Regions from separate parts of the Mus musculus genome. Here regions 2 and 3 are each linked to region 1. The links are chromatin loops, found by intact Hi-C in ENCODE. Cell type or tissue: left cerebral cortex. All regions are shown on one strand. Each heading gives the region's core, and the rest is flanking DNA. Links, peaks and the distances in the headings are about the cores only. Region 1 overlaps Fbxw11 (F-box and WD-40 domain protein 11). Region 2 holds the start of Fbxw11 (F-box and WD-40 domain protein 11). Region 3 has its middle 7.3 kb from the start of Sh3pxd2b.

Region 1 (10,380 bases), core at 1,237-9,236:
TCCTGCCCATCCCTGTGACCTATGATCTAGTCTATCATATTTATAGTCTGTGATGGTTTTCTGTCCTTAGTTGGGGGCTAGACAAATGAATAAACCATGAGCAGGAAGCTAAGCATTTCAACATTTTTAATCACACAGATACCTCATCAAACTAATCAGCAAGACTTATCATCTTTTTTGAAGTACAATCTGCCTCTATTTTAAATGGTATAAATTTTCCCTTTAACAACAGTTCTTACAAACCACAAACTTAGCCTGCAGAAATTGACATTGCAGACTAAACATTTACCATGATTTTTAGAAAAGCGTATCATAATTATCACTTTTTCCACTGAACCAAAAGGAGCCAGAGACCACAAACATTTTCCACTTTTCTTACACTGACAGGTACAATGTTCACAGTAAGCATTTTTAAAAAGTCAAGACTAGAGACAGTTTTTTTTTTTTTTTTTTTTTAGAACTAATGTTTTTCACAACCAAAAGTTTAAAATGATTGTCGATCTTAACAGTGAAAATCCAAACTCCAGATACTTACTGAATGACTGGACACTGAACTAGCAGAATGACTGAAAATGTTCTCCATCTTATTAAACCTACATTAAGTGCGTGCAGACATCTTTTCCCCACAATGCTCTACTAGCATAGGCCTGGGAGAAGAACTAATGCCAGGGTTAGTCCAAGTCTACTCTTCACAAACACAATCAGCTGGGCCAGCTTGTCCTTCGCTATTAGATTCTCGTGTGTGAAATATACTGACATATGTATATATGTTCAGATCAAATCCTGTTAAAACAAATAGCATTTTAACAGAAATATTTCCATGTCCCAGCCAACAGTCCATTCATTTCATATAACATTCAATACCACAAAATTCCACGTTAAAAGAGATATGGACAATGCCTTAAAATTCGCTGTAATGAAAACTGAATTGTTCGCAATTATACTAACCATATTTATATACATAACACATGTTCATCTGTTCTGCCCCTTCTCCAAGGCTGTGCACACCCCACACCCCTGAAGGGGCTGCTGGAAACCATCAGGGGAACTTCAACAGTGCCACCTTGTGGCTATTCTCTAAACATAAGGGGCACTTGCCCACATCTAAACCATTTGGAAAGCAAATTAGAGAGAAGAAAATAAAACCAAAACAAGAAAAACAAACAATCAGCAGATTTTCTTAAGAGAATGGAGGCTTGGCCTCATTCGTTGGTCGTCACTGATGAGGAGCAGTACAGTCAGCAACTTGAAAGACTTCCCTGACCTTTCTTGGTGCAGAACAATGGCAGGGCTCTGGAGTTCCAGCAACACAGAGGAGGCACACACAAGAATCCATTCACCTAGACTTTTCTCTCTCACAATGAAAGACCCTTCTTCTCATCCTCCATCACTAAACGTGAATTGAGTTACTGTCCTGGTGAGGTTTTTCATCAACTTGACAAAGGCTAGAGTTATGAAAGAAAGCAAACTCAGCATGCCAGTTGGTAGGCAGTGGTCCTCGTGGTCTCTGCTTCAGCTCCTGCCCTGGCTTCCCTCAATGGAGGACTGCAGGCTGTAGGATGAGATAAACCCTTTCCTTTCTAAGTTGCTTCTGAACATGATGCTTGATCACAATAGACAACAAACAAAGACAGTTATGATCCACTTATTTAACATTCATGATCAACTTAAGGACTCTCCCAGAGTAATCTTAACTGAGTGATTTCATCCTTTGTGCTAACTTTGAAGCGATATCTGTCCACCATCATTTTACAATAGCACATGGCAAACAAGCCAGGTGACCCGAGGGAATGTCATCCAATTTCTCTGATCCTTGTCATTTTATAATCTGCCTAATGAGAAACTGGACTAAGCAACTAAATGTTGTAATTCTGGATGGAAGGGGTTTCTATTTGCTTTTCTAGAAGACAACTAATGGAAGACGGGACACTAGTCTGTCATTGAAAGATCAGCAGAGTCAAGCTAACTCTCAAATATTCTTTATACTCTCAGTGTAGAAAACAAACTCATAAATTCTGAAAGAAGAGTGAGAAGACATTAGAAGCTTCCTTGTCACTTGTAATCCAAGTTCCAGGCTAGAACTACAGCTCAGCCAGGTCCTCTGTGTGCTATGAAAGAAAGCACCATCAGCTGCAAACCTGTTGTTCCTGAGGCAGGTCTGTTGCAGTAGTACTGACCCATCATGGGAGGCTCCTAGACCTGTACTGGCATGGCATGGCGGCAGTAAGCGCTACAGAACCAACATTCTCTTCACAAGTCAGAGCTCTACATCTTACCAACCAAACTGAAGACAAAGTAAAGACCTTCCATGAGAGTGATGGGTGCAGGTTTGCATGTCACACAGTCTAATCGTACCACAACAGGTTAATGTCTACTATGGAGTCAGGGGATGATGGTTTATCAATAGGTTCCCCCATGAACACAAATGCAGCAGGACAATGACAGTACAGATGCTGTGCTGTGGGAGGCATGGGCACAGGTAGGAGCATAAGAGTTCTCTGTACTTTTTTTTTCTTAAAGACTTTGCTCAGGACTAAAACTGTCATAAATACAAGTAACACTTAATCAGAAAACTACCCATAAGTGCACATGCATGAGAGAGGATGGAGGGGCTTCACTAAGGAGTAGACAAAGCAGTGTCAACAAACGTTAACAGGCTGGAGAGATGGCCTAGAGGTTAAGAGCACTTGCTGCTCTTGAAAAGGACCCAGGTTGATTCCCAGCCACAGCGGCTCATAGCCACCTCTAATTCCAGTTCCAGAGTACCCAACACTCTTGTGACCTCCATGGGCACACAGATATACATGCAGACACTCATACGTAAAATAAATAAATTGAAACAAAAAAAGAAAGGAAAAAAAAAAACATTAACAAAGACACATTACCAGTTTCCTCGGTTTCTTGGCCATTGCCTAAGTATCACTTCAGACAAGGGGACAATCTCAACTCTTTGAGGCTTGCCAAGATTCAGACTTAAGGAAAAGTAGACGTGTGTGTGTGTGCGCGCGTGCGCACATGTGTGCACATGTATTTTGTATGTCCTCTGGCTGGCCTCAAAATAATCCCCCCATTTTAACCTAACAAGTTTTGGGAGAACAGGCATGAGTTGCCATGCCTCGCTCCATACATTCTTAAAATTACATGTAAAATACAGATTGTCTACATACCAAAATTAAATAGTGTATCTTTAAAAACAGAAAAGCAACTAAATAAAGCAACAGCATTGACTAATACGCAGCAAGATCAATCACAAAAGTGGCCTTTGTTTCCTAAAAATTCATCTACTCTATCTTACTACATGGCACTTGAGGAAGGATTAAAATCTAACTACAAATACAGTGGCTGTCCAGAAATGGCAACTCACAGTGTACACACTCATTCTGCCATTCACTTCACAGAGCACACTTGGCACTGCCAGCACTGAGGGCTAGGCACCACACACTGCCCATCAACCGTGAGAAGTGCAGTTACCTACCTGGTAAAGCAGTGATAAAGTCCCGCTGCAACATGGGCTTCAGGTAAGAGTTAATATGTCCATGCTGATAATGACACATCCGTGAGATAAGATGCTCCACAAATTCCACCTGATCTGATTCAGACCACTGGTCAAAGTACTTAATGCACAAGTCCTTTTCTTTCTGGTAGTTCCCCTCTGACGGCCTCTTTCTGGAGACAATCACAGATGACGTTCCATTACTGATCTGTTTTGGAAAAACAAAGAAACAATAATTAGCTAGAAAGGCATGTAATCAATTTCATTAGAAATTTCTTTTGTCCTATGGATTTAGCCTCAAAATACCAATTTGAACCTAAGTCAAATTAAGCTCTTTTGTTCATCCATTTATCACACAATTAAAATGCATTGAGGGCCCATAGCCTCAAATTAACAACCATAGTAATTACTGAAGTTGCAGCTGTTTGTAAAGATGACCGGTGCCTTAGCTCACTATTCCCCATTGCGTACCATACCACCTCTCCAGCATTAGAAAACTCATTTGGAGATGATCATCTTAGAGGCACTAAATGCCCAATTTGATAAGCCAGCATCTAGTTGGCTAGTAGTAATCTGTCTCCACGTCCTCAAAATTAAAAGTTAATGTCTCTCTTATATTCAAGATATTTCCGGAGGTAGGGTATAGGGAACTTTCGGGATAGCATTTGAAATGTAAATAAAGAAAATATCTAATAAAAAAAAAAAAAAGAAAAGAAAAAAGGAGGAAAAAAAAAAGATATTTCCAAGACATCAGGCCTGAAACCATGGACCCAAACACTACATACATATTTCTGCCTTTACATACATATATACATACATACATACATACATACCAATGATAAAGCAGGGCTTATAAATTATGCATAGCAAAAATATTGACAATAACAAAATACTTAAAACAATATAGTACAATATGTACATATGTTCTCCCTACCTACACTTGTGAAATTTTTCATTTAGTGTGTTTAGACTGCAGCTGACCATAGGCACCAAGAGCAATCAAAACCAGAGCAGGGTTGGTTCACACACCTGAGCAAGCGCTGGAGTAGCTGAGTGCCTGGTAACACAGATTCGAGCTCCATCTGTCTGGATGAGAGCCTCAGAATCTGTATTTTAAGTTTCCAAGTGCTGCTGAGTCTGCTAGACCAGACTGCATTTTAAGGGATCATACTGAGACACCCCCTCCCCCCCATCTAAATAGAGGAGAAGCCTAAAAGTAAATCCATCTATAAAGCTTCATTTTCTCCTAATAGTTTTTTGTTTTGTTTTGTTTTGTTTTTCGAGACAGGGTTTCTCTGTGTAGCCCTGGCTGTCCTGGAACTCACTTTGTAGACCAGGCTGGCCTCGAACTCAGAGATCTGCCTGCCTCTGCTTCCCAAGTGCTGGGATTAAAGGCGTGTGCCACCACGCCCGGCTATTCTCCTAATAGTTTTGACCCTTCCATATTACTTCAGATGGTTAGTAACTGCTGGCCAAACAACAGAAGACAATGTCCAGACATATCTGCATACTCACAACCATGTACCCATATACTCCCCCATCACCATAACAATAACAGTCTACATCCCTAGATTCAAAGCCACAACCACTATAATGCTATTTAAAAGCCACATCAGGTCTTTGGTTTGGTTTGGTTTTTCGAGACGAGGTGTCTGGCCCTGGCTGTCCTGGAGCTCACTCTGTAGACCAGGCTGGTCAGAGATACACCTGCCTCTGCCTCCTGAGTGTTGGAATTAAAGGTGTGTGCCATCACCTAGCCACATCAGTGTTTTGTCATACCACTGCCAAGCCATCTGTCCTCTGATAGCCTATGTGCATACACTAACAGAAAGTAAGACCCTAGAGGATTTTCAGACCTGAAGAGGTGAATTACAAATGTCCATTACTTCCATTAGAAACTTGTTCCCAACATCTTACAAGGAATGAAGAGCTCTTGTTAATAGTATGCTCTCATATTAAACTAGACCACACACACACACACACACACACACGAGAACCTCTGTAAACTTCAAAGGAAACTTCTGACCTTCCTTGACAAAAATAATTTCAGTTTCACATCTCAAGTATGCTTTTATTTCTACATTTACAGCAAGGTCAGAAAGCACTCATCTTCTACTTAATTTATATTAACCATCCATTTCCACATCTCCATGTCATCCCCAATTCCCGGAATGAGGGATAATTTAATTGGCCTCTGTTACCACCAGAGGGCAGCATTGAACAGGCATTCTAAAAGTTCTGTTTGTTGGAAGACTCCTCATCTACTTGCCTCAATAGAAGAACTTAAGACAAAGTAAAAACTCATTGCTATGATAAATATCAGCAAATATAAAGGGAGATATATAAGGGGATCTTACATAAGATATCAAGTATAAAAGGATAAACATAAAAGGAGATCTCAATGCTATTTTAAGCATAACAGTATCACAACATTGTAACAGGAAAATATAAGTGTCTAATTACAAGCATTGGTAATGCAAATCACAACTTATCTTTCTGCACAGCAACACTGCAGTGTAGCTGTTGCGGTCCAGCTTTAAATACAGTGAGGCTGGACTAACCACTGACAGCTTTGAAAATAATGGGAAGGAGCAAAGGCGAGATATGCAGGGTTTTATGGTGGTGTGAGCACAATAACCAGGACAGAATGAGGCTGCACACGGCAACGCCAACTGTGGAGTCTCAAAGACCCCATGTGCTCGGCCTCTCTTACTCCACCCCTACTGACAATTCCCCAGAACCTCTGCGGTCACAACAGGTTAAACAGAATGATGGTGACAGCCTACACCTGTGCCCCGCTTTCTAGATCACAGTATTCCCACATCCACTTTCTCATTTACCATCTAGTTTCCACTGAGTAACCAACCAATGAGGAGATGAACAGATGAAGGAACCTGGGTGCTAAGGCGCTGGGAGCCACAGTAAACTAAAGGTCACAGTGAAGAGCAGTACAGCAAAGCGGTGCAGAAGGTCGCGCATGTTCCTCTTACACATACATAATGTTCAAAAAGACAAACAGGCACTTGTGTGCTTAGGAGTGCATTTCCAGCTACTATCCCAGACCCCGTGGCCCAGACAAACCCTGCAGCCTTGCTGCCATTATTTCACCTTGGTCCACGTCATCTTACACTTGCTGGGCGTGCACTATTCTAGCTAACTAACCTACTTTATAGTTTTCAAATGTGCCCAGGTCACTTTTTTTTCCTTTATATATACTGTGCCTTTACTCATGTCCTCACAAAGGAAAAAAATGCTCACCAGCATGCTTAGTGAAAACACTAAACCATGAAGGTCTGTGTGCTCCCCAGACACCCACCACAAAGCTGGGGAGATTGGGCAGGAAAGTGAGAGAGCCAGGAAAGGAGACTGATCTGAAAGGAGACAGACCCTCATAGGGAGAGCAGGGAGGAGGGTGGGCTGCAGACAGAGAAAAACAGCAGTCTACACTTGGCTCTAAGCCTCCACCATCCCCGTGATGGAGGATTTCCACACAGTCTATCTTAGGCCACGAAGTTGGTATTTCAGGATACTGCCTTTTTGGAATCTTCCAGAAAACTCCAAAGTGCTTTACTAGCAGTAAGGATACTCCCCAGAGGGAACGGTGGACAAGCAGGGTGGCTTCTGAATCTGGCAACCCTATACAAAACAGAGGCTGGGTTCTGCTCTCGGTGAGGACATAAGGAAAGGCAGAGCTTTATCTACAGTCATCTGCTAGCTTATCATGCCTACCTGCCAAAGAGCACTTTTCTTTGGGGACTCATCTTCATTTTGATCTTCCATAACTGAAGTGTTCTAAAGGGGGAAAAACAAGTTATTTGAATTATGCCAAGTTCTGCAAAACCTAAATGACTACAAGACATAAACTTTGAGATCCCAAACTAGAGTTTAGGGATACAAACCCAAGAACTCTGGCTTGTTGCTCACACACACCATGCTGGGTCAGGAAGCTATCCTCCTAAATCAATAGTAAGCATACAGTCTTCACTTACAGAGCCTGGGCATGAAGCTTGTGGGGTAACCTTCATCATCACTGCTGTTCTATGGCTTGTGGCAGAAACTCAGAGACTCACAAGTTCCCAATAGTTGCACACAATGTCTCCTAGAACGTCTGCTGTTCAGTAATGCATCCCACCCACCAGCAATTAAAGAGACAAGGCCTCCCTCCCACTTGCTCCATAGCTGATCTGGGGAATGGCCTTGCCTTGCCATCTCCCCCAGCAAGAGTAGATGACTGCCCCAATTTTCTCCCTCAAGAAGAGGATGCTGTTGGTCACTAACAGTCTGACTTGCCTTTGGAACACATTTTCTTTTCTTTTTTGTGTTTACTACACAAAGAAGTACTGTGTAATTATCCCTTTGGTAACCTAGAGGCTCAACAGATGCCCATTAACTGGAGATTATACATGACTGGGTTTTCCCTTTTTGAAGCTGCTACCTAACAGCTAAATGGAGCCTTAATGAGAAGGGGAAGTGGGTGGGCAGTGCTCGGAAAGGAGCGACAGACACCTCACTGGCAGCCAGGCTGCTCTAAGGTTCCATCCCAAACCTAGAACTCTTTTTTTTGGGGGGGGGGTGGTTGGGGGAAGGTAGGGGAGAGAGGGTTTCTCTGTGTATCCCTGGCTGTCCTGGAACTCACTTTGTAGACCAGGCTGGTCTCAAACTCAGAAATCCGCCTGCCCCTGCCTCCCGATGGGATCAAAGGTGTCCGCCACCACCACCCAGCCCCAGAACTCTTAAGATGGAACACAAAACTTAAACTCCAACATCTGCTCTGCAGTGTTTTTGGAAGGTCCATTACGGCTCTATTAAAATTACCAAGGGAGCCAGGCAGTGATGGCACACCTTTCTTTAATCCCAGCACTCAGGAGGCAGAGGCAGGCAGAGTTCTAGGCCTGCCTGGTCTACAGAGTGAGTTCCAGGACAGCCAGGGCTGCACAGAGATACCCTGTCTCGAAAAACTAAAGGAAAAAAAATTTCCAAGGGGATCTCTGTTTACATCTTCAGGAATAACCTTTCTCAAACTGCCCACTTTTCCTTTATCCTTTAAGTTCTAAAATGTTTGGACTCAACCCAGAGTACTTCCCAACAGAGCAATGGACAATCTGCAACAGTTGACACGAGTCAGCACTGAATATGAGTCACTGCTGTCTATGTCAATGACACACAATAGGCGAACCAAACCGAGACACTGGAATCTTAACTTGGTCACTCATTGTGGGACCTTAGGCAAATGAAATCACTCATCAAATGGTGGGCCACAGGGTGTGGTGAGATCAAAGAAGCCCTTCTTCCCTACTTTGAGGACACTACTTCCAAGGTTTCCTTTGCACATGTTTACAACGTCACTGTCCTGGGCAGAGCAGAATGGCTGTGGAGGGAAATTCTTCCTTAATAAAATCTTAAAAGTCCCAGAATGTCAAGGCCAGTGACAGAGGACAGGAGAAAGGGGGTGTGGGGAACAAGCACTATGTCCTAGTGCTCAAAACCAAGGGCAGCAGTGGGCAGTCCTGAAGCAGAAGACAGGAGAAGTGAACACAGATCTACTGCATCTATGATCTGCTGGAGCACATGAAAGGGCCAGTACTGTAGCTCCAAAGCTGTTGGATCTCCATGACGCGGGGCAACAACAGGACATCTGAGAGAAGTCCTGGTGAGGTTCCAGTATTGATGGTGTAGAAGAAGCCAGAGGCCTTAAACCAGACCAATGACTCACTGCAATGAACATTTGCAAGCAAAGATGTATGCATAAAAGGCTACACTGTGCGACACTGTGACACACTACAGCTTCCATGACAAGATGGGGTTTTTTGTTTGGTTTGTTTGGGTTTGAGTTTTGTTTATTGTCTTTTGGGTGGAGGTTGCAAGGGCAACGGGAAGATATGAAGGACGACAAATGGGATTGGTGGTACATGATGTGACATGCATAAAGAATCAATAAAAAAGTTAAATAAAAAGAATGGCAAGGAGACAGAAGCAGGCCTGGCCACACAAGGAGAGCACGGAGAGGATGAGAAGTCAAGTGCAAGCAGAGAGCCAGAGTCCTTGTGACACTCATAAGGCCAGTATTATAGTCTACGCTAAACCCTCTGCAATCTGGACAGTATCTTGGTTCCTTACTGCCGGAGTATGGCAGTGACCTAAGCATTGTCATGTTTTTCACTCAAGAAAGAAGCAAGAATGTCTGAGTTCTGCAGACTACACTAGTAATAGCATCATCACAGTGAGAGGTTTTAATTCACCTGTTCCACAATAGCAACGGCATTATTTATACAACTGAGAGGAAGGCAGCTCTTGTGAAGAAATATCAACTATTCTCTTCATGCTAAATTACAGAGGCTAAAAGTGTATATACTTCAGTGAAACCCTGAGGGCCAGACTAAACCTGGCCCCTATACATTTCCCAGCTTCTCTTATACACATTTGAGAAAAGCTACAATAGAGACCACCATTCAAGCTATCCTGATGAGGCTGGGTGTCATGACGTCTACTCATCTCTACAGATCAAACATGGATCCTCATTCTGCTAGAAAGCACCTGACCATTGGACCACATTCCCAGTGAATCACTTCTAAATGGTATTTAATCCTACATGGCATGAGAGATGACTCGGGGTCTAAGTAAGTTTGAGAAGCACTGTCTATGTACATGAGCACACACAGTCACCTTTACATTCTGTAAGGAACTAGAACTCTTGAGTCAGACCTAGTTAGTCAGACTTGCTTCCCTCAAGCTAGGGTGAACAGCCCTCAGTAGTAATCTCTGCTAACAATAGCTCAGCATGTCTCTAGACTTCAGACAAACAGCTCTGACTAAAGAGAAAGGGCAGTTTTGACAGTCACAAGCAGAAGCCACTTCTCCGGCATCTTTCTCAGTCCTCTACATAACAT
Region 2 (10,380 bases), core at 687-8,686, 68 kb after region 1:
AGGCAAGTTTTGTTCATATTCATGAGGCAGAATTATCATCCTTAAACTTCTGTAAAATTGTATTTGCTTATTTTCGGGGATGGGGGTGACTTTCCAGAGGTTTCTTCTCTTCTTCCTCTATGTGAGTCCTAGGGAATGAAACTCAGTATTTAGGCACCTTTGCCTTTTGGACTGTGTCCTTAAACTGTTGCAGCTTTTTGCTGTCTTTTCATGGGAAGAACTAGCCACCTGTCTGTCAATCTGCAGCTTCCTAAGGAATGCCTGTACATCAACTCCTGCTCCCAACTCAATGTGATGCATAACGCAGTTTGCATTCTTTCCACTGAAATCCACCAAACCAGACACACAGCCTGGTAAGCTCTGAATATTTCCAAAATGGATCACTGCTCTTCTATCTCACTCATAATAATGTTGATTGTTACAGGGAAGTTTAGAAAACAGGTCCATAAAGTTGCCTCAGCACTAGGCCAGTAAAGCCATGAAAGCCAGAGGACAATTAAATTATTCACTATCAGCAACTATAATTCATTGTCTGTTTCAAGAGTTCATTTACTACCTTGCTGAGGATGGTAGTACAGATCCATAATCCCAGCACCTGGAAGGTAGAGGAAAAAGAGTTGGGAGTTCAAGGCCAGCCTCAGCTACAAAGTTCCAGGCCATCCTGGGCTACACAAGACCCTGCAAGAGGACAGGGAGCTGGAGAAAAGAGAGAATATATTAAAAAGAGGGAGATGGGAGACTGATAAGAAGAGAGAGGCATAAAGGACAGAGAGAAAGGACAAAGTGGGGAGACAGAGAATCTATGTAAGGTTCCTGTTAAGGTCAGTCCTAGAAACAGAATGCCAGGACAGAAGCACCTTTGGTAGACCAGGCCTCAAGTAGTCACAAAGGTAACAACTGGGTTTTGAAACTTCACTGTTCTGTCACCATCTTTCTCCTCCGACTATCCCCTAGGATAGCTAGGGACAGAAGCAAAGTGTATACTATACTAAATAGATGTAGTCTCTACTATTAACATTCCACAACCAATATGAAGTCATTTTCAAAAGAATATTTTAAAATATAACACAATAGGGTATGTTGATTATAATTGAAACCTGTCATAATGAAAAGCAGGTATCAACAATTTGGAAAAACTGTAGCTACATACCTTATAAATGACTCAAGTAACACTGCATATGCATAGACACAGTAAATCAGATCTAACAATGCAGGTCTAGGCACTACAACTTTTGTTAGTTTAGGTTTTTTGAGACAGGGTTTTTTGTTTGGTTGTTTGGGGGGGGGTTGTTTGTTTGTTTGGGTATTTTAGGACAAGCTGTGTAGCCCTGGCTGTCCTGGAACTCACTTTGTAGACCAGGCTGACCTCAAATTCACAGAGATTCACCTGTCTTTGCTTCCTGAGTACTGGGATTAAAAGCATGTACCACCATGCCTGGCACATTTTTTTTATTATTACATTTCTAAGAATCCTACATTAAATCCCTTTTATGTCTTCACTAGGTGACATCACTTCAATTTAATGGCAAATATCATCACACAAAATCTAAACACCCATCAGGATTTTACGGACGCTAACTAAGCATGTGCTCTGCCACTGAGGTGCACCCCGGCACTCAAAACAAAACTTTCTTAGTTATAAGCTTAGAAAACCAGTAAATGTGGACCAGAGTATTTCTTTAGTCATATGCTAGAAGACCACGCCTGGGGTTAGTTACACTGTATTTCTTCTAACTCTTGAAAAAGAAGACATTGTGTTTCAGTATGAAGAACTGGTCACTATGAAAGCAGATACACTGTTTATCTTTAAGAAGATGGAACATGTATGAAGACACTTTGCCAAAATAGAGGTCATTAAGATGGCTCAGCCAAACGCACTTGAACATACATGCCTAACAAAATGAGTTCAAGTCTCAGAACCTAAGTAAAAGCAGGAGAGAAACTTTACAAAGTTGTCCTCTGACCTCCTCCACATGCCCACTGTGGTGCATGTGTGAATTCTCAATAATACATAAACAACTTTTTTTTTAATTAGATATTTTCTTTATTTACATTTCAAATGCTATCCGGAAAGTTCCCTATACCCTCCTCCTGCCCTGCTCCCCTACCCACCCACTACCACTTCTTGGCCCTGGCATTCCCCTGTACTGGGGCACATAAAGTTTGCAAGACCTAGGGGCCTCTCTTCCCAGTGATGGCTGACTAGGCCATCTTCTGATACATATGCAGCAGAGACACGAGCTCTGGGGGTACTGCTTAGTTCATATTGTTGTTCTACCTATAGGGTTGCAGACCCCTTCAACTCCTTGGGTACTTTCTCTAGCTCCTCCACTGGGGGCCCTGTGTTCCATCCTATAGATGACTGTGAGCATCCACTTCTGTATTTGCCAGGCACTGGCATAGCCTCATACGAGACAGCTATAACAGGATCCCTTCAGCAAAATCTTGCTGGCATATGCAATAGTGTCTGGGTTTGGTGGCTGATTATGGGATGGATCCCCAGGAGGGGTGGTCTCTGGATAGTCCATCCTTTTGTCTTAGCTCCAAACTTTGTCTCTGTAACTCCTTTCATGGCTATTTTGTTCCCTATTAAACAACAACTTTTTAAAGATATTTTGTCGCCAGGCAGTGGTGGCACACGCCTTTAATCCCAGCACTTGGGAGGCAGAGGCAGGCGGATTTCTGAGTTGGTGGCCAGCCTGGTCTACAGAGTGAGTTCCAGGACAGCCAGGGCTACACAGAGAAATCCTGTCTCCAAAAACCAAAAACCAAAAAAAAAAAAAAAAAAAAAAAAAAAGGTATTTTGTTAAAATAACTATCAAAGTTTCCCAAACTGTTATAACCAACAATTCGATTCTGAAAATGGAAAAAAGTCCTCAGAACCTGAAGATAAAGTGACAGAATTCCTTTCAACACATACAACCAACCAGAAACTTCCAGGTTTAATTTTCAACAATCCAGTTCTGCACATTGTGCAGAGTCCAGCAGACATGAGACTCTGTATTTTATGCTACTATACTTCCATTTTAAAACGTGTACCTCAGCTCCCTGGATAACATCATCCACAGAAACCATGAGGCTATCCAACAGACTTTCAGTATCACCATTTATTATTTATAGCATTAAATGGGGGAAGTGGCTCTGATGTCACCAACCCTACCCAGTGGAATCACTGACTCAATAAGCGATTCACACTGGAGAAACTCTGACGAGGAAAACATCTTGCTAAGTTCAGCAGATCTTTCACCTTTTCTTAATACTGTGGAGCAGATACTAGTTGTTACTATATCAGTAGAGATACAAAGAAAACTATCAAGGTTTTCACAGGAAGAAGCCCTTTGTATGTTCATTTGCAGAGGCTGATTTCCTCCCCAACTCTCCTGGGCCCAGTTTGATTTCCCTCACGTTCAAACTGGCAGGTAATACCAGTCAGCCATACTTTATTTCTTCCGCCAATGAGCAAATCCTTCACTTTCCCAGACTCAGAGTCCTGTTTCCAAAAACCTTTCTAGCACCAAGTCTGAGGTCAGAAACGGGTTAGGGGTGTCCGGGGAGACCTGACCAGGCTGGCTACCAATGGTTCCTAACAGTACAGGGATCGCTGCTTATCCGTGGGCCAAGAAACCCCCCTCCCATTTTTTATTATTAAAATAAGAGAGGGTGGCAGTGATGAGCGCGACCTCTTCTCCCTCCCCTCTCATTTCCCAAATGATAAAAGTTATGGTTTCCCTTTCCTGGGGGATGGAATTCAAGAGTACCTAGGGCCTTGCTATACAAACATCCTTCACGGCAGGGTAGGAAACCCTTTGTCCAAGAAGCCTGACACCGCAGGGGCCCGGAAAATAGGCCCCTTATCCGGAACAGCCTCAGACTCGTAGGCACCCCCAACATCCCAGTCCAATGGGGCTATCCTGGCATCCATACAGCGGTAGCTTGGGGCGAGGGTGCTGAGACCCACCCCTACCACCCACCCCACCCCACCCCACCCCACCCCCCGCGCCTAGGTTATGGAGGCCGAAGCGGCTCCAACTGGTCTCGGACTCCCTTCCACCACCATCACCCTCAGCTTGAGCGAGGCTGGGAGGCGCGATGCAGGCCCGGCCAGAGGAATCCAGGGAAGGGAAAAAGAAATCCCCTTCTAAAAACAGAGTGTGATGGCAAGGCAAGAGTGAGCAGTGGCTCCGGCAGGAGCGAGGCTGGGGCGCCGGAGACTGGCCGGAGCCCGGCAAGGAGGGGGTTGGGGGAGCCGCGGGGAGTGGAGGCCGTGCCGGCCCAAGAGCGCGAAGCGTCAGCAACGAGCCATAGCAGGGGGGCGGCCGGGCCCAGGCGGCGGGGAACGAGGGCTGGCCTGGCGCGGACGCCGGGGTGGGCAGGCCCCCCGGCCGCCGGCCGGCCGGAAGAACTGAAGGCCAGTGGGCCGCACTCACCATGAGCTCGATGGTCTTGTCTTCAATCACCGAGTCGGGCTCCATGGCGGCCCCGGCGGCCCCGCCTCGCTCTCTCCGCTCAGCAGCGATCGGCCCGGGCGGAGGAGGCGGTGGCGGCGGCGGCGGTGGAGGCAGCTCTCGCACCCACTCTAGCTGCCAGCCCGCCCGGGCCGCCCGCAGCTCCGCCCTCACCCTCGGCCGACGCAGGACGCACAGCGAAGACTACAACTCCCGGCAGCCGCGGCGGCTCGCGCAGCTTTGTGGGAGCAAGAAGCCGCTTGGTCCAATCTGCCGGCTTCTGCCACCGGAGAGAGCACCTAGGGGAGCGCAGGGCTGTGAGTGCCGGACGTGCAGAGCTGGAGTATCTAGGGCTTGCTCGCGATAGGGCCTCGCGAGCGCCGCGACTACTTGTCCCAGAAATCCTCGCGCGCGAGGTCTTCTTCCGGTTGGTCGTTCCTGACTTCCTGGCAGCCCGTAGCCGCACGGACCTGGACGGAAACTCCGAGGCAACTCCTCACTTGTCGGAGATCTTTGCAGTGCGAGCGAGCGATCTCCGCACATGCGCAGTGGGTGTCTGCGGTGCCCACTAGTCGTCTAGGCTGCAGCGCTGCCGTTCCGTGTGTGTTGCATTTGGTAGGGACAGATGGTGGAGACAGGTGGGTCCCAGGTTGCACTAGGAAGTGTGGGAGGGGGCCCGCGAGGTCGAAGACACAATTAAAGGAAGATGGGCATCTAAGAGTTTGGAGACTGAGCTGGGAAAGCGGTGTGTGGAGATCTGCCACACTGACTGGGAGGAGCTGAGCCATGAGAAAGAAGCTATACATTTTGAAGACACTTTTTTTTTTTTCCGAGACAGGGTTTCTCTGTATACCTGGCTGTCCTGGAACTCACTTTGTAGACCAGGCTGTCCTCGAACTCAGAAATCTGCCTGCCTCCACCTCCTCAAAGGCGTGCGCCACCACCGCCCGGCCGAAGACACTTATTTTTAAGCATTCAGTTTCTACTAGTACTGCCCTAAGCACTGGGAATGACCGGAGAGACCTCTGTTCTTATTCAGCTTAATTCTAGTGGGAAGACAGCAGACATTGACTAAGAGTTAGAAATGATATGAAGAAACGCATCTAGAGACTTCAGAGAACCTCTAACTCCTTGTGACTTCCAAGTCTGTCAATACCCTCGAACCAAAAGCCCCCAGGAACACGCTGATAGTTGAACAAGGTGGGTTTTTTCCTAGCTGAAGTAGAAATGAACATACACCATGATGAAGCAGGGACGTCTCAGTAAGAGACCTTAGGTAATGTAGAAAAGGATTTGAAGGGGCTTTGGAGCAGATACTGCCGGGAAGTGGGGGTATAAGACTGGGCACCTCAGCCTTATCTATGGGAAGTTATATTAGATTAAAACTAATCCAGTAATTGTTGACAGCCTCTCCTGTTAGCCAGATTCAAGTGTTTAGTCTTGTAGCTGTGTTTCAGGGACTTGGACAATGTCCATGTTTTATCTGTGTTCACAAATGATTATGGGGTGGTCTTGTTTTTGTCTTGATCCATAAGCTAAGGCCACAGAATGGCCTTGTCTAATGTTGACGGACTGTTAAGTTGTTTATGTTTACAGGAGACCTGGCAGTCAGAGCTGTTATAAAGTGTCTCAAGGGCCTGGCTCATTGTACCCAGCCCACTTCACAGTAGCAGTGCCTGCTTGCCTGCTTCTCAAGTTTGTTTCAATTCTTTGCCCCTGTAAAGAGGATGACTTAGTACTCTAACGATTCCCAGGGAGCAAGGCATTACAGTAATCTGTATACATCCACATCACAGTGTAAATCCCCTGCAGATAGACTTTGAATCTTTATCTAGTGGCTTTCACCAAGAGATTGAAAGAAAAGCAACTGGGAAAAGCCCAGAATTGGAGTTACTGCCAATACCTTGCTGTCTGGTTTTCCCCAAACTCTCTTCCCTTTCTGGACTTGGGACAGTCAGAAGTGTAATGAGGAGGTTAGGTTAAATGACCTTTGTTTCAGTTACCTATTGTGACATAACCATCCATTCCAAGGCGTGGTGGCTTAGAATAACAATGGCTTATTATCTTATACAATTACGTAAATTAAGCAAGCTCATCTGGACCAATGTGATATATATATCAGCTGAGGTTACACATGGGGCCTCCCAAGCTTCTGGAGGGTGGCTCAAAAAAGGGCAAGAGCCATCAGCAGATGCTTATCAAGGTCTGACTGCCGCATCAGTCAAAGCAAGTCCAAGCCCATATCGAGTGTGGGAAGTTCTATGGATACTGAAAGACTAGTCTATTAGGCTTCACCAATGCAGCCAAGACCTTGAAAATGCCAGGACCTTTCATACACTATAGCATGTAGGGGCCACAGGATGAGTATGAACCTCCCATGTGTTTGTCTAGCCTAGACTACCACATTCCTTGTTTTAAAAATCTTCACATGTTGAGTGTGGTAGTACACGCCTTTAATCCTTGCACTCAGGAGGCAGAGGCAAGTGGAGCTCTGTGAATTGAAGGCCAACCTGATCTGCAAAAGGAGTTCTAGGACAGCCAGGGCAGTTAACCAGAGAGAAACCGTGTCACCAAAAAACAAAACAAAACAAACAACACACACACACACAAAAAAAAAACCCTCTGGCATATCCATAACCTGAAGGTCCTGGGTTCAACCCATAGCACTGCCAAAATTAATCAGTTAGAAGTTTCACACTTTTGGAGGACTAAAGAGATGGACTCAATGGCTAAGAGTGCTCCTGGAGACCTGAGTTCAATTCCCAGTACCCACACTAGGAAGCTCACAGCTGCCTGGAACTCCAGTTCTGGAAGAACTGATGCTCTCTGGTAGTCTCCGCAGGCACACCTGTGCACATACCTCAACACACACAGAGTTAAAAAATAAACCTTAAGGCCGGGTAGTGGTATCGCACGCCTTTACTCCCAGCACTTTTGAGGCAGAGGCAGGCAGATTTCTGAGTTTGAGGCCAGCCTGGTCTACAGAGGGAGTTCCAGGACAGCCAGAGATACACAGAGAAACCCTGTCTCGAAAAAAACAAACAAACAAATCTTAACTTTACATTTTAATTTTAATTTCTCTGACTTTTAGATCTATATGATGACAGTACTCAGTGGCTCAGCATCCTCTACCTTCCTTTCAGAAAGTGTCTCTATATAAGTAAGCTTCCACCATTCCCATTACTCCTTGAACTCAGTCCATTTTTTTTTTGCTGCTGTATTGAATATGTGAGAATAGATGACGTGTAAAGAAACTAAAGCTGGGCAGTGTCAGTGCACCCTTTAATCCTAGCACGTAGGAGACAGAAGTAGGCCAAGCTCTGTGAATTCAAGTGAGTTTCAAGATAGCCGAGGCTACACAGAGAAACTCTGTCTAAGGGGGGAAAGAAAGAAAAAGGAAACTGGTTTAGTTCATGGTAAGAGCAAGGTGCCAGCATCTGCTTGCCAGTGCCTTCCCTAGGTCATTGCAGGCAGTGGTCATCACATGGCAAGATGCTATAGCAAGCTAACCAGAGAAAGCTCACTCCATAGCCATGCAACTCCCTTATTAGCCCATTAATCTATGAAGGGGTTAAATGACTGATGAGAGTAAAATGACCTAACCCTCACAATGGGGACTCGTTTCAACCAAAGCTTTGGTGCCACATTCACACCATAGCAATCTGCATGCTTCTCATTTGAATGCTAAATCCCTGGGGATATCTGAGTTTGCAACCCCTGGCATCAAAAAAGCTCACAGTTTCCGTCCTTTAATTAAAATCATATGCCTCATGAAAAGAAAAAGAAAACTAAAATTATTGGCTTGGATTCCAAACGCTCAAAGAGATTTTTAAAAAGCATGTTTATGACAGAAGACTTACATAAGCTGAGCCAAGGCTGACCTCCTTGCTCTGACCTCTTAGAAAGAACCCGGGTGTGCAGGGATTCTTATTGCTTCAGGCTTGGTGCTAGCTGGTGATCAGATCTGATCATAGACAAAGGCCGAAGAAAGTCATAAGGCAGTTTCTGTCCAGAGCTTCAGACAGCTCTGGGCCAAGGTTTACAAGGCGTGCTGACAGTGAAGAGGTGTGGACCAATGACCCTCAACATGATGATGAGGTCTCGCTAGACATCGGAGTGTGGACCTCAGATGACCATGCCAGGAGGTGCATACCACACATAGTCAGATGTATTCATTTATCTGCAGTAACCTATATGTGTGCCTGTTAGCAGTTGGCTCCAAGCCCACACACCTTGCCGTCCTTTGAGATGCTGGAGCATGCAGACTGTGCTTAACTTCATGAGCAGAGATCACAGGTGTGGCAAAATGAAGGGGCTCCTGGTCCTGCCTCTGTTGTACCTTCTTTCCTATTGCTTTGGTGACCCAAGCAGCAAATGTACTACAGACTGCCTCACAGCGTTCATTCCACCCCACTCTGTGTGTGTATGAAGGGCTGGGGTGTCTGTCTGCCTGCCTGCCTGTCTGAATGATGTGTGTTCATTCTCTTCCTCTGTGTGTGATGTAGTATACAAAATAAATTAAAGACCACTCAGCCCCTTCCCCCTCTGAAGGGACTTTCCAAACTATACTAGCAGGCCAAGTGCAGAGCCAGATAAGGAAGCTGGCCAACTAAACAATGCTGAAAAAAAAAACAAAACAAAAAAACAAAAAACATAAGGGCAGGCAGAGTAAGGGACTAAGCCAAAGGTATGCAAACCCTATGCAAACCAACCAATGTCTGAAAGGGTTACTTGCTACACCAATTAGAATAAGCCAGCTATCCCTGTTGCCTAAATCTGCCCCTTACAAGGTATAAAAAGTGTGTTCTTTGTTTGTTTGGGGTCTCTCCTCTTGCCTGTGTGCTGAAGGGGGTCCTCAACGTGTTGGATCAATAAAAAAAAAGATGTCTTACGGTTTGCAGTGATGTGGGTCTCTGTGGCCTTTGTGAGTGAGGGTCAATATCAGCACCACCACCCCCAGCTGAAGTGATCTGTTCAGTGCACCTCAGTATGTCACCAGCTTCCCAGCTACGCTTTGTATTTTTTCAACAGAGAACAGAGCTTGCTACTCTTGGATTCCTGACCCTCAGAGACTTTATGAGGTCATGTTTGTTCTTTCCAGACTGTTATGAAGTAGATGTCACATAGTGCAGATAGCTGGGGGTCATGGGAGCCAGCTCATCTAAACAGTCAACTCCATGAGATCACTTACAATCTAACACAAAGTCTTGATACAATTTATGTCTTTCTCTTTTTTGTATATTTTTATTTATCCGTTCTGTATGTGTTATATATACATGCTTAAATAAAATAAAATGGGTAAATAAAATAAATGGGTTTCCCTAATACCTACAGTTTTTAAAGCCTTTTAGGTCAGTGTGGTAGCACATACCTACACTTAGTTACCTTGGAGGCTGAGGCAGAAGTTCCATGCCAGCCTAAGCAACATAGTGAGATCCCTATCTCAAAAAGGATCGAAAAGAAGCCAGGCAGTGGTGGCGCACGCCTTTGATCCCAGCACTTGGGAGGCAGAGGCAGATTTCTGAGTTTGAGGCCAGCCTGGTCTACAGAGTGAGTTTCAGGACAGCCAGGGCTACATAAAAAAAAAAAAAAAAAAAAAAAAAACCCTGTCTCGAAAAATCAAAATCAAAACAAAACAAAAAAGAACACAAGAAGAAAAGAAAATACCCATCCTTCCACCAGTCAAATGGTTTCTAGTTTTTGTTGTCAGCCACATCAGAGGAGGACAGAACTGAGACTGAAAGAGACTTACTAAGAGTACCTGGATATGGCAGGCCCACGTTCCAAGAGTTCCAGCTGTGTAGAAAACAGGCAGGAAGACTGCATGAGCCCCGGAGCCTGACACCAGCCAAGGCACCACAGCACAATCCCATCCAGGAGGACTGACCGCAGGGCTGCTGAGACTGCTCAGCAGTTAAGAGCTCTGGCTGTTTTT
Region 3 (10,380 bases), core at 1,108-9,107, 370 kb after region 1:
AGAGGCCCAGCTTTTTCCAAACACTCCCCCCTGCCCCTTACTTACTGCTTCTTCTATTGTTCTTGACCACGCCATCTCAATGGTGTCAGGAGTGACTCACTGTAGCTTTTATTTGCTTTTCCCCAATGATTAATGACAGGAAAAAGACCTCTGCTGTTTAAACTCTGCTGAATTTTACAAGGGGGTTAGTGCTTTTCTCTTGCTGTTGTGAATCAAGTGGGAGGGAAATCTCACTTAGTCCTAAGCTTGCTCCAGCCCAGCTATCAGCCTAACAGTATTTGTTGAGGTCTGTCTGTGAGCTTGGGGCTGGCCTGGCACTTTACTTACTAGGGTCTTGTCTTACTAGGGTCTCATAGCCCTGGGAGTTACAAGTCATCCTTCCTGTTTGCCGATGGGGAGGTTGAGGAGGTGTAAACAGACAGGTACTTCCCTGTGATGACGTTGCTGAGATGACATGACATTTGCAGAGAGTCTGACTCCAGACTTTGTGTTCAGCCATCAATCTGTGCCTAACAGGGCATGAGATTGGGCAAGTACCTTGGTCTTCTTATCCACAGGTGGCATGAGAACAGCCACAGTCTCAGAGGCTTGTCTGAGGGAGGTATCTCATGGACAGTATCTGTATTGTTGTGATTTTTCTACCAGGTAAACTGATAACAGCTAAACTCTCCCTTAAATCTCATTAAGTCTCAGGTTCAACTTTAATCTTGGTGTTGCCCAAACTCCATCCATGTTTTTTCTTACCCTGAACCTCTTTTAGCTCCTGCTCACATGTTCAGCCTCATTCCCGACCAGTCACCTCTCTCTTTTGGTGCTGGGGAGATGGCTCAGGGGTAGAGCACTTATTGAGCAAGCATAAAAACCTGAGTTTAGATCTCTAATCATCATATATAAAACTGAGTGCCGTGGCTCATATCTGTCAGCTTTCCACTGAGGCAGGGGACATGAGACAGACAGGTCCTAGTGGTTTGCTAGCCAGCCAGTTTAGCAAGTATGTGAGCTTCAGATTCAGTGAGAGAACCGGTCTCAAAAAATAATGGAGAGAGGAACAGAAGAAAAAAAAAACATGTGGACCTCTGGACTCCAATGTTCACACAGGCAAGAGCACTCTCACACATCTAGACATACAGGGAGACACCACACATGTCATAGTTAGAGTGTGTCCACTTGACTCAAAACCTAGACACCTGGGAAGAGAGAATCTCACCTGAAGAATTACCTCCATCAGATTGGCCTGTGCACATGGCTGTAGCACAGTTTCTTAACAGCTAATGGATAAAGAGGACCCAGCCCACTGTGGGCAGTGCCATTCCCTAGTCAGATGGGCCTTGGTTGCATCAGAAAGGCAAGGCAGGGGAGCTAGCCAGTGACCAGTGTTCCTTCATGGCTCTGCTTCAGTCTGCCCTGACTTCTCTCAGTGATGGTTAACCTGTGAGTTGGAAGATGAAACAAATCCCTTCCACTCCAATTTGGTTTTGGTCATGGTGTTTTATCATAGAAACAGAAAACTACTTAGAGCAACATACAAAAATCAAAGGGAGGGGGAGGTCGGCGAGGAAGCTCCGAGGGTAAAGATGCTTGTTGACAAGACTGATGACCTGCGTTTGACCTCTGGAAATCCTGTGGTGGAAGTAGAGAATTCTCTGAAGCTGTCCTCTGCCCTCCATACACGGGTTGTGACACGCCTGCACTAGTGTACATATGCACAGAAGCCAATGAACATTGAGCCAACAAGAGCAGCTCTGGGAGGCAACGCCCTCCCAACCTTAAGCTTTCAGTTTACCAAGCCAATACCCTTAACATCATTCCTGTACATCCCAGTTTAACCCTTAACACCACCGGCCAACTGGACTTCGGGCTCTTCCCGTTCTGGCATAATACTTAGCCTGTGAGAGAGGTTTATTATCCCACCTTCTCTTATGGGGTCTGCCTTAGGGTTTTACTGCTGTGAACAGACACCATGACTAAGGCAACTCTTATAAAGGACATTTAATTGGGGCTGGCTTACAGGTTCAGAGGTTCAGTGCATTATCATCATGGTGGGAGCATGGCAGCAATCAGGCAGGCATGGTGCAGGAGGAGCTGAGAGTTCTACATCTTCATCTGAAGGCTGCTAGCAGAATATTGGCTTCTAAGCAGCTAGGAGGAGTGTTTTATAGTCCATAGCCCACACCCACAGTGACACACCTACTCCAACAAGGCCACACCCGCTCCACACCTTCTAATATTGCCACTCCCTAGGCTGGGCATATACACACCATCACAAAGGCCTTCTCAGGTTTTCTCTGAAATAAACCTGTTCTTATTGTGCAGCCAACTCCTCAGTTTTCTTCTTTAAAATGTTCTCTCTCCCTCCCTCCCTCCTTTCCTTCCCTTCCTTCCTCCCTCCCTTTCTTTCTTTCTTTCTTTCTTTCTTTCTTCCTTCCTTCCTTCCTTCCTTCCTTCCTTCCTTCCTTTCTTTCTTTCTTTCTTTCTTTCTTTCTTTCTTTCTTTCTTTCTTTCTTTCTTTCTTTCTTTCTTTCTTTCTTTCTTTCTTTCTTTCTTCCCTCTTGTTGCTCTTGCAGACAACATGAGTCTGGTTCCCTGCAGTCATCAGGGATGGCTCATAACCTGAAACTCCAGCTCCAGAGGATCTGGCGCCCTCTTCTGTCCACTGTAGGCACCTGCATTCACACACACACAAAATATATCTTAACAGAAAAGGAGAAAAAGATCTTCTTTAGGGAAAGGCTATACCTAGACAGTTGCCCTATTTCATAGCCATCTGTGGTTTGCTGATTGGCACACAGTCTCCATGGTGCCCCCTGCAGGCTGGTGTAAGCATGCACTGAGGGCGCCCTCTGCAGGCTGGTGTGGTAGTGAACTGCTTCTCAGCACCATGGTTATCTCCATCATCATCATCATCTCCATCTCCATCATCATCATCTACTAAGTGTCTGTTTATAGGACTAGACTCAGACCTGAGGGATGCAGACTGCCTCTACATGGGTGTGTGCACATTCCCATGCATTCACATATTCAACACACACACACACACACACACACACACACACACCAGGCTCAAAGCTTCCTAGGAGCCAGATTGACTTCACTTGTTTAAAAACTTCCAGCTGCCTGCAGAGACTTGCAGAGCGTTTCTGAGTGATGCTTCTGTGATAGGCAAGACTGGATGCTTGACCAATGTGCCCTTGCTAGTGACAAACCAGCCTCTAGGCGGACTTCTCTGCTTTTCTGTCTCACAGAGGCATTTGGGAGTAGAGTATTGCCCTTGATTTAGGTCTGCAGAAGCCAGGGATAGAGCTTAGACTCCAGCTTTAGCTCTCACTGTTCCAGATCCCTGGTCCAGAAGGCATTTTGCAAACTCAAGTGCTGCAGAGCACAGAACAGCCCTGCTGGAGCTGATGGAGTGCTGTGTTCCACACGGCAGGATCATACAGGAAGGAGCACGTTCTGGAGGGGCATCTCTTCAAGCTTGAATGAGCTCCTGGTCCTTCCGAGATTCTGACGTCTGTAAAGCTGGCAGGCTGCACTTCTCCCAGTCCCTAGACTGAAGACAATCAGGCCAGGGAGGCTGAAGCCTGCTTTTTGTTGCCTTTTCAGCAGCAGCTTCGGGGAGGGAACTGAGCTCTTTTCTAGGACACAGTTGGATGGAGAAGGTTCAGAGAGGATCTCTCTGAGGTGCAGTCTGTATGCTTGTGTTCGTAGGGATGCTCATCACAAGAACAACACCCATGAAGGCTTGTGGTCCTCGTACAAGCAAACCATGCCTAGAGGAAGCTGGCTTAAGTAGAATCCCCATGCAGGGAGAGCCTCATGGGATGACAGGAGGCTATGTGGTCCAAGCAACAGGGAGAGACCCTGAAGCTTCTCTTCCATCATCTCCATCTTTCCTGTGGCCAAGTTTTATTTCCTTAAAGGGAGCACTGTTTACAATCTTCTCGTGCCCAGAAGTCTTCCTGGGATGCCCCTATCCACAGATGTTCTTCAGTGTAATTGGTGTCCAAGGCTGCCATGACTAACCCCCTCTGTGCTGCTTTCTTGTCTTCCCATCTCACGTTGTCCACCTTCCCCCCACTTTATAAAGAGATGTAACTGTTACTGTGCACCAGCTAGCTGTCATCTATAACAATGTAAATTCTATAGTCAACTGTGTTTCTAACATCCCTATACTGGTCCATATACAACAGGAAGTTAGAGGCTAGGTGCAGTATAAAGAAATGAGGTTGGTTTGGTTCATAGTTTGGAAAGTGAAAGGTCCAAGGTCAGGTGGCCCCCTGTGACGTCTAGTGAGGACATTGTGATGAGCAGCATTACAATAGTGGAAGTCCGCAGAACAGATTGTTGATGAGATGGGCATCCAGGAAGACTTGGGATGAACATCATGCTTTTGTATAGGATAAGTTGCCCTGGAGAGAACTAACCAGGTTGGAGCACTACATCAATCTCTCCTGCAGGTGGCGCCCTTCCGCGCGACTCACTCTTATGGACACTGCCTTGTTGGGAGTCATGCTTCCAGCTCACAGACCTATCCAAGCCACAGTGAGCCCAGCACATCTTCAGCGCATTAATTTTCTCCTTTCAGTGAGAAAACAGGAGCTAAGAGATGGTGCCTAGGGTCACAGCACAGGAGCATGCTTTGCTGAGATGTGAACTCAAACATCTCTGGCGGCCTCTGAGAAGAAACAAAGCTTCCTTTGAGGACAGGCGTGGGAGTCTTCCTGATATCATATCTCCCTCCCTCCGCTGACCAGTGGTTTCAGAGCCTGCTCTCTATTCTCAGTCAGGAGCGTGTTTAGCCAATAAAAATCAGATTGCATTCCTCACCCCCATTCTCCCATTGCTTAAATGTCCCAGTGACTTCCTGCTGCACGTAGGATAAAGTCACCAAGATTCTTAGAGCAGATTCTTAGGGATTAGCAGAATCTGGTTTCAGAGACCTGCTGACCTCATCTAGTTCCCTCCTCTGTCACACCTTCCTACACCCGCTCTGGCTTCTCTCTGTTTCATGAAATGGATCCCTTTATACATGCTGTTCACTGCTCGGAAATGCTTTTCCTGTCTTTAAAGCTTTAGTCTTCTCCTTCTGCAGACTTTCCTAATGCAGCCTCCGTCACCTCCCACACGCATTTTCTTCAGAGCTCTTGGCATTGCCGCCATCTCTTCATATATGACTCTCCAGCAAAATGTACCTACATGAAGATGGTCAGGCATCTCCCTTGCTATTATCCCCAGTTCAGCCCAGTCCCACAGGCCCTAGAAAAGAACCTTGAATAAATGGGCACTGCCTTTCCTGTGAGGAGAACAGGGGGTCTTCTCAGAGTGGTCAGCCACGGCAGCTGATTGGTAGATATTTACCAAATGAGTGGATAAATACAGATGTGGACAGGTAACGATCATATTGTTAGCAAAAAACATTTTGAGTTACATTTCAGTTCAATGAACACAGACTCCAAAGGCCACTGAGAGGCTAAACCTGGTGGCCAGTGTCTCCTTTACAGAAGTGGGAGACACTGCAGCAAAATGTAACTGTTTAATGGTGAGCATCACCTGCCATTGAGTGGCTCTTCTGCAGACAAGATGGCCACCTCTCCAGGTGGTCCGTGAAACAGTCCCCCAAGGAGCAACTGTTACTGTTTTGTAATTGTTCCTCAGTGCCTCCCACTCTAGACATTCCCAGGACAACCTAACTCTGTGGTTGCCTTATGGGCTATGCGTACTATGGTTCAGCCTTGTCTACTCAGCTACACTGCAGAAGAGCATGGTTTAAAAGTGCAGGTGGCTCTGGGAGCCCATTCATTCATTCACTTGAGCCATTTATTCATCATTCACTTGACAACATAATACTTGAGAACTTAATACCCGTCAAGTACTGAACAAGATGCTTGGGAGAGAGAAACAAGCACAACAGGTAGGGATTTTTTTTCTTTCATATTCTAACAGGGAAGGCAGTCAATTAGTAACAAGTGACAAACAGGGGACATGTCTCACCCATAGAGAGTCACCATTAGAGACAAAATAAAAGTGGACAAGGCATGCTGTAGGTGGCCAGGGTGACACTGAACCCCAGCATGTGTCTCTGAGCCAGATGGCCAATTCATGACCCTCAGTAATATGAAACCTTGGCCACAGCTCTTTAAGACTGCTGTTCAATAGGTTCGCCTCCTGAGAATCTGCTATTGGAAAGAGGAAGAGGATGGGTGGTAGCTGAGCAAGCAGGCATTGAAGATTCAGGAGATCCCCAAGTAGGAGTAGTATCATAGGGAAGAGAGACTGGGAGGTGGTGTTGGGCTCTGGCCCAAGAGTTCTGGCAGCAGACAGCCTGACCCTGAGACAGCCCAGCTCTGGAAGTGTGGGTGGATATCCTGAGGAAGGAAAGGGACTGTTGAAGAAACCGTGGTCCTGGGTCTGTCTCATGTTACCCTGCTAAGAGCTGGGTGGACACTGTGCAAGCGTGCTGTTGCTGTTGCTGGAGACTTGTTGGGGTAATCTTCTTATGCATGGTGTAAAGGTTATCTTGGTATCATTCAGATGTTGATTTCTGTACCAGCAGAGAGCTGAGTACTATCTGGACTTTGTACTGTTATTCTTATGAAACATCACCTGCCTTAGTATTTTGTAAACATTCTTCTGACTGGTTTAATAGAGAGCTGAATGTGTATAGCAGGGCAGAAGATGAAAGGTGGGAAATCTGGGCAGAGGTAGATACTCCTGGAAAGAAATCAGGCATGGGGGAGTCACAAGCCAGACACAGAGGAAGGAACAGGTGCCAGGACTGAAGGAGAGGTAATGGGCCACGTGGCAGATGGTAGATTAGAATAAACAGGCTAATTAAGTTATACGAGCTACTTGGGAAACAGCATACACTATAAGGCCTAGCATTCATAAGCAAATGTAAGACTCTGTGTGTCATTATTTGAGAGCTGGTGAGTAGACAGAGACAGTCTAGTGGTATTTGGTGCCCACTGTGGGCTCGAATCCATGACCCTGAGACTAAGAGTCTCAATTGATGTGTTAAGTTCAGTGAATGACACAGAGACAGGGATGTAGATGGAGCTTGGGTTGATGATCATGCTGGGTGACTGTGATGTCCAGGTCTTGGTCATCAGTGTCCTCCTCACCCACGTGGACGGGCAGCCTTGCCTACTACTGACTCAGCCTCAGGGAAGCAGGCCTCAGAATGCTTGGTCCAACCAAACTAGAATCTCAAGCGTGGCAAAGTCAAAGACTAGCAGAGGACTTAGGCTGCCTTCCTAGCACAGGACCATCAGACCAGCAGAGGACTTAGGCTGCCTTCCTAGCACAGGACCATCAGACCAGCAGAGGACTTAGGCTGCCTTCCTAGCACAGGACCATCAGACCAGCAGAGGACTTAGGCTGCCTTCCTAGCACAGGACCATCAGACCGGCAGAGGACTTAGACTGCCCTCCCATCACATGACCATTAGGCCATCACCTTCCCGTCTGTGCTCTGTGGAGCTGAACTTCTTCCTCATGTTTGATTGCTCTGCAGCAGCATCTCACTGAACAGTTCCAGCTGAGGAAGCTGAGCTTTATACTCTTGTTGGCCAGCACCCACCCTTGCCAAAAATATCATGATGGTTTGATCTGGTTCTAACCCATGCCTCTTAGAAATATGGAACCTGGGTCTAGTTCTTTGAGCCTATTGCTCACATGGAGTAGAAAATTATTTAAATCCTGGCCCAGAGTTTCAACTCCATCTTTGGTTAATGAGTTCCCAGATGAAAGACACACCCATAGCCTTTACATGTATAATAAGCCTTAATCAGCACAATCCCCTCCATGCTGATAGAATCTACTTTCCTATTGATAACTGTGAGTTATTACCTATCATTTACTATGTTCCATCTGGGATGTTCTTAACTCCAATCGGGCAGCCTCCAGGACCACACTCTCTTGACCCTCAGCCCATGGCGGCTTTTTCTTCCTCCCCTTCTGCATGTTCATTTTCCTCATGGTCCTTCTCTCCTCGAGCCCACGAAACCTAAAACCCCACCTATGTCTCTCCTGTCCAACTATTGGCTGTTGGCATCTTTATTCACCAATCAGAATTAACCTGGGGTGGGTCACAGGAGCTATGTGCAGACTCCAGGTCTTGGGGGCCAGCACTTAGCATTAGAATAAAAGACAAAACCTGAACACACACACACACACACACACACACACACACACACACACACTACCCTATAGCCAAGTGAAATTGAGAAACTAGAGAACTGTTTGGTGCAAACAAACAACCGAAAAAAAAAAAACCCTAACCAACCAAACAAACAAACAAAAAACACCTGACTGCAGGTCTGCAGAGGATACTTCAGGTCTGCAGGGGACACTTCAGATTAGTAGCTGCTTTTCCTCCTCAAATGCCATGTCCACTTTGGTGTCAGAGGTAACAGCCTGGTGCTCAGGTGGTTGAAGGTTGTTATGTCTCTGCCCTGGGTGTGGCAGGATTTAGATCCACACAGCCCAGCTATAGGGAGAGTGAGGGGCTTCCCAAAGTGGGGTTTCTCTTTCCTCCAGACTTAGTTCTTCCTGATCCCCCACTTTATCCCTAGGGTTAAACCTCCACAGGGGTCACGTGGGACAGTTATCTCTTGTCTGGCCCCCTGAAGTAGAAACTTATGGTTTCTCTGGAAAGCCAGTTGTATTGGTGCTTCGCTGGGTCAGACACGTGAAGGAACATTTCACTGAAGCAGACACAGGTGAAACCATGTTTCGCTAAAGCAAGCACGTGAAAGGATGCGTGATAAAGGTTTCTTCGCTAACCAAAGGCATGTGTTGGTTCACCTTACACCGAGTAGCTGAGCTTCATTTGTTGTGATTCCATAGAGAGAAATGCGCCAGAAAACTTCTGGTGGTGTGCTGGTGGCTTCTTGCCGCTTCTGTGAACTAGGGCCAGTTGGCAGAGTGATGGCAGCTGCTACAGACTCACATGGAGTTTTGCTAAGACAGACTCATGTGCTGAGGCAAAACACGTAGTGAGGACACGTGATGTTTGGAGGGAGTAAAAATAGGACTCAACGGACAGTGGTGGGGCTTGCTTGGAGAGCCAACTGTGCAACACTTCTTGGTCTCCAGTTATTGAGAGAGACGTGGAAGAGAACTTCTCCTGGCATCCCTGCTGGTCTTAATCCCTCCTGCTGACTCATGCTGGTTTGGCTGAGGCCTGTCTGTTCCTGCTAGGTCTTGCCATTGGTGTGGATTTGTGTTTGCTATCCTGACAATACTGAACTAGACTGCTGGCATATCTGTGAAGTGTTTGTGAGTGGGTCAAGCTGCTGCTGCTGATTCTTGTGAACTGAACCTCTGATTTCCTGACAGAGCAGATGAGACTTGCTCCAAAGAACAATTTCTAAACAGGTCCACTTCCCTTGTATCCTACTAACCTTTCTTTTCTACTACCTCTGGTGGGTGGTGGGCTAGAAAGGAAGTTAAAGCATTTGCATTTATTAAGAACCCTTATTAAAAGTAGGGTTTGAAAAATCAAAATAACAGCCCTGATAGTCAGCCATCTGTTTAAGTCCACCAGATGATGAAATTTTATATATATATATAATATATATGTATATATATTATATATATATATATATATATATTTTTTTTTTTTAAGCATAGTACAGTGGAGCCAGGAGGCAAGGACTCAGGAGAGTAAACAGCACTTTCCCCATTTGGTTTCTTCCCCAGCCCTGAGCCTTAGTCACCTCCTTCCCTAGCACTGACCCTTAGTCACCTTCACTCTCCAGCCTCACTTTAAATATGTATATAATATACTTTAATCACACCCTCCCCTACTAAACTTTCTTGCCCCCTTCTTCCCCTTCCTGACAAGTCCTTCCTTCCCAGCAAGTCTCCCCCTACTTCACACTCTGTCTGCCTGCTGGAAGCAGTTTACCTTGAAGCTGTTCTCAGGGAACTGTGGTTTTCATTTGAGCTGTTTGCTGTCTTCCTTCTTCCAGCTACAGAGCCAGGGATCTGCCTAAGGATAGGGGCTTGGGAGGATATTAAGCATACACATGCCTGGATCTGAGTGTGTGTGTGTGTGTGTGTGTGTGTGTGAACCTTGCTTCCAGAACCAGTGATTAGAGACAACACAGGACTGTTACCAATATTATGTGCATTACTCTATAACCAGATGAACTGGAGAAACCGGGGTATTTCTCAACATGTGTTTGGTGCAAAGAATTGCTAATTTTAAATTTCACGCTCTAGCTATGACTGGCAGAACTAACACTGCACACATGGCTCATCCCACTATCTTTACCAGAAGCACCAATGGCAGGTGTGATGTCATTGAAGAAATGGCTTCTCTAGAGCCATTGAAAGATACAACCAGAGAAGAGATGGCTCGGTGGCCAACAGGACTTGC

What was found. Peaks named below come from ENCODE experiments on the same cell type or tissue, not always from the same donor. Only the 100,000 strongest peaks of a DNase experiment are listed, where the experiment ranks them.
Region 2: a loop joins it to region 1, with 3 times the contacts of the local background. A loop is called at or near these places in 18 of 42 quality-filtered maps.
Region 3: it touches region 1 in a loop (2.4-fold over the local background); 4 of 42 quality-filtered maps call a loop at or near these places.

Annotation. Positions count from the first base shown.
Region 1 is chr11:32,705,093-32,715,472 of GRCm38, reverse strand. It overlaps Fbxw11 (F-box and WD-40 domain protein 11), which reads right to left. Exons shown (of 13, transcript NM_001271347.1): 3 at 3,476-3,701. Among named protein-coding and RNA genes, the nearest start is that of Fbxw11, 68 kb to the right of the region's middle. In left cerebral cortex, for the core only: a CTCF peak has its summit at 5,682 (motif pointing right); DNase peaks (open chromatin) are centred at 5,695 and 7,541.
Region 2 is chr11:32,636,983-32,647,362 of GRCm38, reverse strand. It overlaps Fbxw11 (F-box and WD-40 domain protein 11), which reads right to left and starts at 4,808. Exons shown (of 13, transcript NM_001271347.1): 1 at 4,428-4,808. The coding sequence starts at 4,472. In left cerebral cortex, for the core only: a CTCF peak has its summit at 5,019; DNase peaks (open chromatin) are centred at 3,197, 4,249 and 4,862; H3K4me3 peaks cover 2,724 bases; H3K27ac peaks cover 2,135 bases.
Region 3 is chr11:32,335,373-32,345,752 of GRCm38, reverse strand. No RefSeq gene overlaps it. Among named protein-coding and RNA genes, the nearest start is that of Sh3pxd2b, 7.3 kb to the left of the region's middle. In left cerebral cortex, for the core only: CTCF peaks have their summits at 2,737 and 4,447 (motif pointing right); DNase peaks (open chromatin) are centred at 4,503, 5,067, 6,266, 8,992 and 2 more places; H3K27ac peaks cover 2,033 bases.